Regions from separate parts of the Homo sapiens genome. Here region 2 is linked to region 1. A link is a contact called in ENCODE Hi-C data. All regions are on one chromosome and are shown on one strand. The core of a region is the stretch at or near the end of the contact, and the rest is flanking DNA. Distances in the headings are between cores, read along the strand shown.

The links. A loop is a pair of places that touch in the nucleus more often than their neighbours do. Pooled maps may share reads with other maps.
Region 2: a loop to region 1 is called in a pooled map, with 23 times the contacts of the local background. The contact joins the promoter of TRAPPC2 here to the promoter of CA5BP1-CA5B in region 1. A Hi-C loop is called at or near these places in 3 of 37 single-sample maps with no recorded cell type and 13 of 50 pooled maps.

The regions. Positions count from the first base shown.
Region 1 is chrX:15,673,663-15,677,431 of GRCh38, forward strand. It overlaps CA5BP1-CA5B (CA5BP1-CA5B readthrough), which reads left to right and starts at 1,796. Exons shown (of 12, transcript NR_160544.1): 1 at 1,796-2,116. It also overlaps a transcript of CLTRN not described here and the pseudogene CA5BP1. RefSeq lists enhancers at 725-1,228, 1,461-2,079, 1,752-1,871.
Region 2 is chrX:13,732,422-13,736,190 of GRCh38, forward strand. It overlaps TRAPPC2 (trafficking protein particle complex subunit 2), which reads right to left and starts at 2,199. Exons shown (of 6, transcript NM_001011658.4): 1 at 2,104-2,199; 2 at 1,623-1,764. It overlaps OFD1 (OFD1 centriole and centriolar satellite protein), which reads left to right and starts at 2,327. Exons shown (of 23, transcript NM_003611.3): 1 at 2,327-2,662; 2 at 2,827-2,925. The coding sequence starts at 2,651. RefSeq lists enhancers at 1,701-2,900, 2,669-3,240.

The DNA of each region.
Region 1 (3,769 bases), core at 546-3,045:
ATTGTGAAAGTTCCCACTGTCTTCAAAGCAGAAATGGATGGAAGGTGGGAAGAGAAAGGAACTTTTACACTTTATATGTGATCATAAAATCTTGATTACTGGCATATGTAGAAGTGTATATAGTAAATCTCACTGCCATGGAGGGAAAAATTGTAATCCTCTATACAAGTGAAAAGGGAATACTTTAAATGAAGATTGAGAATTTATTGTGAAGGGAGCTGTACTAACTGCTATGTAAGTGGCTTCCTATGTTTGCTGCCCCAAAATACTCCTGCTAATTAGAACAACAAACCAGCACTTATCAAGTCCTTTTCCACCTATCAACTCCTTTATTACACCATCTTTAATTTTCTCAATTCTTGTGCCATCTAAACTTGAGTTGGGGAAGCTCAGTCTGTGATCTCTTTGACTCTTGTCTTATTTCTTACTGGAACATAGTACTTGATAAATCTGTCTTGAATGAATGAATGAATGAATGGCTAATGGAAAGTGTCCATCCTCTAAGAATGTCCGTTCAGAAATTTCTGGACAGAAAAGCTGGTAATAACCTCCTCACTTTTTTCCTGTGAACCCAGAATTGCGAATGGAGGGAGTAAAAAAGCGTAATCTTGGAGCAGGGGGCTGCAAACAGAGGTCTGAATGTGGTGGTGTCTAGACAGGACCTAGAGAGCATTAGGGCACCAAGTGCCTAGGAAAAGTCATCAGGAGGACACATCAGGAAGTAGAGGAGTGTGCTTACTCCATGTATCTCCCTAGCATTTAAAGTCCGCTGACTTTAAATGGGCTGGAAGGAACACGGTTCCAGTTTATCTCCATATCGGGTTAAAGGACATGAAACCTAGCTAGAAGGAACATTGCTCCACCACTGGCCCATCAGTTCTGTTTCCTACTCGGTTTTTGCTTAACGAGTTGTGGTGTTTAGAGTTGGGAGATACATGGAGAAAGTCACTTTTTAGGAGAGGATCAGAGATCCGCAGGCTCATTTCACTCTATAAATGCCGCGGACATCTGGTTCCAGGACCTGGACAGTCCTCTCTGGAGACTGGTGGGCCCCTCCAACACCTCCGTGGCTTCCCGGGATCAAGTATCGCACCTAAAAGGAGCGCAGAGAGCGTGCAACTGGCGGGAGAGGCGTGACCAGAGTGGAACCAAAAGTGGGTGGCCTGGGAACCTAACGCGTGACCAGAAGTGAAGGTAGGTAAGTGCGCATGCGCAGGATGCGAGTGGCCAATGAGGACCACAAGGTTGTAGCGTGTGGCCTGAGAGGACGGCCAGGACTGGCCAGAAAAGAGAGGTGTGGAATGCAGTAAGAAAAGTGACGCGGACCAGAGGGGTCTTGCCTGTTCCGAGAGAATGGAAGGGGTTAGCCACGGTGGGAACGGCCACGGCGGGAACGGCCCCGCCAGTGAGGAGCGCAGGCAGCAAGGCTTAGCGGAAGAGGCGTGACCCAGGCGTACCGCAGGGGCGTGGCCCGAACGAGCTGACTTTAGCCCTTACGTGAAAGGCGTGGCGTAGTCGCAAGGGTGTAAAAAAGAAATTCGAATTCGCGGGACGGTCGGCCTCAGGCGGAGTAGGGACGTGAGCCCAAGGGAGGGAGGTGGGGTAGGCAGACTAGTTGTGACTGGATGATCACTGGGCGAAGGGTGGAAAAGTGGCCACAGATGGAAAGGCGGGCTGCGGAGTAGTGACCGGCAAGGGAGGTGGCGCGAAAAGGGAAGTAGGGACATGACGTAGTTGGAACGCAGAGACGTGCCTCGAACGTGGGGGGCGCGGTCCTTACGTGTGGGCGTGCCTTGTTGCTCTGAGGGGCGTAACAAAGATGGTGGAGCAGGCGGAGGGCAGAGGCGTCGGCAAGTTAGCGTGCAGGCGCGTGGCAGCGACAGGAGATGTGTAGCCAGAGCGCAGAGCAGGTGTGGACTCCGGCGCTGGGGAAGCGTGGCCAGGGCGAGATTTCAGCCTGGGTCGGGGACAGAATGGGGACTGATAGGGGCGTAACCTGGAATGACGAAATGACGTTTGCTGCGTAGGGACGTGGCTAAACGTGAGGGGGCGTGGCCAAGATGGCCGCGTGCGGGATCCTCGGGTACCGGGAGCGAACGAGGAGGTTCTGGCTCAGGTAAGTCGTTCGGGTAAGGGCGGGCGGCAGTAAGGAGCGTGGGCAGCAGCAGGGCGTGGTCTGCTTGAGAGGGCAGGAACTGTGCCACTTGCCGCAAACATGACCGCGTGCCGCTATCGGCCCTGGAGCCAGAGAAGCTTTTGGTGCGGCGAGGTTGGCCGGGGCCCTGGCGGGGCTTCTCTGAGGAATGGGAGTGGGAGGCTGGCGGCGGGGAAATAGCCACTTCCCCACTCTAGCCCTCTTTCTCCGCTATGGGGATCACCAGACATCCTTTTAGGATTCTGTCTATTAAAAAGTAGAACAGCTTTCCCAGAGACATTGCGGGATGAGAGGAGTGTCCAGAAACCAAGGAGCAGCAAGCTGGGACTCCCTCGGGTCTGCATTGTTGATATTCCCACCTGACTATGCTAGGGGCTATGGACAGACACAGCCACCCCAGAGTAGATCAAAAGCACAGTTGTGTCCCTTGGACAAATCTGAGTTTTTCTGTTGTGCCTTGCCCCAGAGCCGGAGGAGAGGAACCTCCAAAATGCAGACATTCTTGGTGGCTGGGATTCTGTGTGATATTCAGCGTTAAATGCTGCTGCTCTGAGGCTGCTGGAAACGCGTTAGTATTAATATCTGTGTACTTCTCTCACATTTACTTTTGCTGGAAAAGCTTGGGAAATGACTTAACGAAGATGCGTAAACCTTAATTTGTTTATATGCTCCTTATTAGCCACTGAATACCACATTGCTTTCTGCTTCCCCTTCTTCTTTACTGATAATCTGACCATTTCCACTATGCACTTTGAAAGTCTTGCTGGAGTATGGAGAATAGTCAGAAATCTCTGGTAAGATGCTGCCCCGCGCATCTCTCAGAGGAGTCACTATTCATAGCCTGCATCAGAGTTCACAATGAACCAAAGTTCACCCCACCTCCCCTGTCTTCAGGGACTTAGTGAAAAGCTGCACTGTTCTTGAATATTTTGGAAATGAAAAACTTTCTGGGCTATTTTAAATCAGTACCTGGGCTGGAATTAACCGAAAGGCGAAACAGCAAGGGCACCATTCTCTGTGCCTATACGTAGCTGCCCTGTGCTTGGAACCAAGCAAAAAGGCTGCCACTGCTCACAGTTGCAATGGAATAAAGGTTGAGTGCCTTGTGATTGCATATGAATATTAAGGAAATCTGATGGAAAGAGGGAAATTCATCATGTCACTGGCCACACTGGGGCAGTTAGTTGCAACACACAAATCAGGTATAATATATTTTGAAACCTTTGGCAACCTCAGATTGGGATCACACTCTCAAGGAAGAAGTGAGTGAGAGGAGGAAGCTAAGCTTTCTTAAGACATAGCAGCGTAATCTCTAATTTAAGTTTCAGGAAATTGCAAAAGGCAGGCTTCCTTTTGAAATCAGGAGTTGAGAAAATGAAGAGTCAATCTGATGCCAATCAAGGAATTTTTCAATATAATTGTAACCTTTTGTTAGTACTTTTCCTGTCTCTTTCGCATAAGTTGCTTAATCAGGCAGAGTTCAAGCTATGAGGCATTTAATAAATACATTACTTATGAATGACATTTAAAGACTTTTAGAATCTTTTCTTTTTTCACACATTTCTAAGGCTGCAAAACAACAGAAAAAGAACATGTTAGTAATATCCAAGGCAT
Region 2 (3,769 bases), core at 949-3,448, 1.9 Mb before region 1:
AGGGATGGCAAATGAGTTTCCTTTCATAAGCGAATTCTAATCAACTGGTAGTGACTGCCAGGAACTGGCGCTGAGAAAGATTCTGAGACTAAATGTGGTCACCAGGAAAGAATGCTGTGATCAATTATCCATGTCTGCTATGAATTTGGGGAAGTGCAGTACCTACAGGAGGGCCAAGTATTTGCTGACTCTGGACTACACAGACTTATTCCAAACCGTTCCATAGGCCAAGCCCAGGGCTGCTCATTTGAAGTCACTGGGAAACTAGAAACTAAGGGGTGGGTGGAACACCAACAGTGCCAGAGTGGGAGGATGCTCAGTGAACTTGGAAGTCTCTTAAGTTGTAGACAAATGCAAGATAAAACTCATGGACTCCAGTTCCAAAGACATCCATTTTTGTAGCATGCCTCTTTACAACCTCTATAGAAGAGCTTCTAGAAAAACTGCCCTGTGCTCGCGAGAGCAGTGATTTCAGTTGTTCCATAAACCTGGGGTCATGAGACTAAACTGGTATGGCATGGGACATGTCTATTACAATGAGGAGGGGCAGTAGGAATACTACTGATAGGTCTTTAATGTGACATTTTTCTATTAATATTATAAGCAATTCTCCCTCCCCTAGAAGTTATGCTAGTTTTTGGAGAACATTTTATCTAATTATATTCATGTATTCAACTGTGGGACCAAAGGTGGAGGTGGGAGTAAGGGGGTCTTCAGGAACATTTTTTTTTTTTAAACAGTGGACAAGTGATTCTACTTAACAACATTTACAACATATCAACATCTTTTTAGAACACTGTTTTCATCATTCCACTCAAAAGCCTTTGATGCATCTCAGCTACAGGATCATGTACTAGTATTCAAGATTCCCACATTGCTCCACGTGTCTTTTCTCAGCCCTATTGTTCCACCTCTGCTAGCGTTGACTCGTTTACTTATTTTTTCTCCCAAATTCACTTTGACTATATCGAGTTCAGAGCTACTATCATTTCTCTCTTCATGCCTGGAATGTTCTCCTTTATTCTGTCTGCAACCACTACCCATCCTTTAAAATCCAACTAAGCCTCTCCTCCTTTTCCATTGTTTCCAACAAAAACTTACAGGTTCTCCACCTCCTATGAAGTCCTGTCACTCTTACTGCCTCTTAAATACTTTAAGTTTTTCACAGCCAGAGATCAAAACTCATCGTACTCATCTTCAATGCTGTACACAAAGCTGACATCCAATTCTGTCCTCACAGGACTTAGATACCATATAAGGCTTATATTCCCAGCACACAACTCTGGAGTCAGGCTAGATTCCTCACTGCTCCCAAGAAGGTCGTGGCTTTTTTTTTTCTTTTAATGATTCCTTTGCTCATTTTTCCCCTTCCTGTGATGTTCTCCTTTTTGCTCACCACCCGAATCCTACCCATCAAGGCCCCGATAAAGACACACTTTTTCCACAGAGATGATCTGGATCACTTCCATCTTCAACCACCTCCCCTTTAAACTCTTTATCCAGTCTACAATGTATCTTAGTTCTTGTTCAATTCTCTGGCTGTAACATTTTCATTATCGCTTCTGAGAGGTTTGGTTCCTTTCCTTTCTAATTACATTTAAGCATCATGAGGACTGGCTCACCTTTACCTCACAGCACACAATGGTTGGTACTCTAAAACGTTTAGCTCTGTGGATCTCAACCCGGAGCGATCTTGCTTCCAAGAGGACATCTGGCAATATCTGGAGACATCTTTGGTTGTCACACTTGGGGGAGAAGGTGATACTGACAAAATAGAGAGCAAGGATACAGCTAAACCTACAATGCACAGGACAGCCTCCCAAAACAAAGAATCTTCCGGCTCCAAAAGGCAACAGTGCAGCCGTTAAGAAACCCTGGGTTAGCTGAATGACCCAGTGAACCGCGAAACCACAGCCCCCGAGAGGGCGGACGTCTGCAGGTGGAAGGGCTGCGCGGATGAGCCAGCGGAGGGCTGGCAGGTCCGGCCCGGCCACCCCGGGGAGGGGTGGAGGTACAGGACCAACATCCGCGTCACGCAGGGGCTACGAAGTCCTCCAGGGACTCAAAACACCCGCCCCCCGCCGCACTTGCTCCATTCCCTACCTGCAGTGGGAGGCCGACAACGGAAACGCAATGTCAGTTTCCGCGGAAGAGACCCGCGCCCCGAACCTGTAGCCAGAACGCCGAAGCAGTTCTCGCGATACCCTGGGATGTGCTCTCGCGATACGTAGGCGGAGCTTCCGGCCGGTGCTGGGCAACCAAGCTCATGCGCCGTAGCTCTTCAGCTCGGGAAGGCTATATTTAGCAGGTTTCCGGAAGTTGCCGGACTGGCTGTGAGGCGGTCCTGCCTCGCTGCCTTCAGTCCCTAGTGTCTGGGTCCCCGCCCTCCAGCCGCCTTTGAGTCGTGCCTGGGTCCTCGCCCTTGCCTCAGAACCGCGAAGAAAGGAAGCTCGCGTGTTTGCTAGAAAACCTAGTTGGGAGTGCGAGGCAGAGAACGTTCAGCACCTTTGTTCCTCCCGAACCCTCGGGACAGAGGCAGGGTTCTGAGGGCAGGGATTCCCCCTCGTCTTGGCCCCACCGCCCGGGCTGGGCACTAAACTCGGGCCGCGGCGGGGCGAGCGAGGCGGGCTCCGGAGGGAGCTGACGCCTGATGATGGCGCAGGTAGACACACCTGCCCCTTCTCGGGCGGAAATAAAGTCTTGTTTTGTGTTCGTTAAACTTTCGCCGCTAGGCCTCTTATGGCTTCCCCGGAGGCCACTGGTCTGTTTTCAGACGTTCACGTTCCCTCTGCCCCGCAGGTAACCTATAACCATTTTGTCTTTTAGTCCAACATGTTTACCGTGGCTGATGTGTTGAGTCAAGATGAACTGCGCAAAAAGCTATACCAGACGTTTAAGGATCGGGGTATACTGGATACACTCAAGGTATCGGATTTAGGCGTATCTGTGTCAGCTTTTACAAGTGTAACCTGTAACAGGTAGTTCAAATTCAATCAAGGTTTAGGTTTTAATAATCGTATGATACATAGATTGTATTGGTGAATTACATTTTTATATTCCCGAATAACTCTGTATCCTGAAACATTACAGTCTCTTGAAAATGTTTGAGAAAATGTTGAGTTTGAGTCGTCTTAAAGGAGCATATTCAAATAATTAATTGAACTGACAATAAGATAGGAGAAGGAAATATTTGTATAATGAACACAGTAAGATTAGGCTTGTTTTATAAATATGGCTTATAGGTTCCTAAATTAATAAGTGGGTTTGTAATACATTTGGATGAAGGACATTGACACCATATAGAAAATACTAGTGTACTGCTTAATAATAGTTTGGGAAATGAAAAATTTTATCTTTAAACTATATTGAAATGTATGAATGTTTAGTTTGGGCAGAAAATACCTATTAGTATGCTTTATATTTGGATTAACAGCCAGGAGTAGGATTAGCTCAACGTGTTTTCATTGAAATATGCATTTCAAAAGCATATTTTACGTTTAAAATATGTAGCTATATCCTGTGTATGTATCCTTTTTTAATTTAAATTATATGGTGAGCATTTCCCTGTTTCCTTAAAAGTTTTTTGAAATCTTCATTTTCAGTGGCAACAGGCTTATCTTTGGATATTTTTGTAATGTATATAGCAGTCCCCTGTTGTTGAATATTTTGGTTATATTCTCCAACAGTCCACAGAGGTGTGATGAAGTGGCAGAATTTTTTCCTATACTTAATATCCCAATCGTAAGCTGCTGAAATGGGCTTCTAGGGA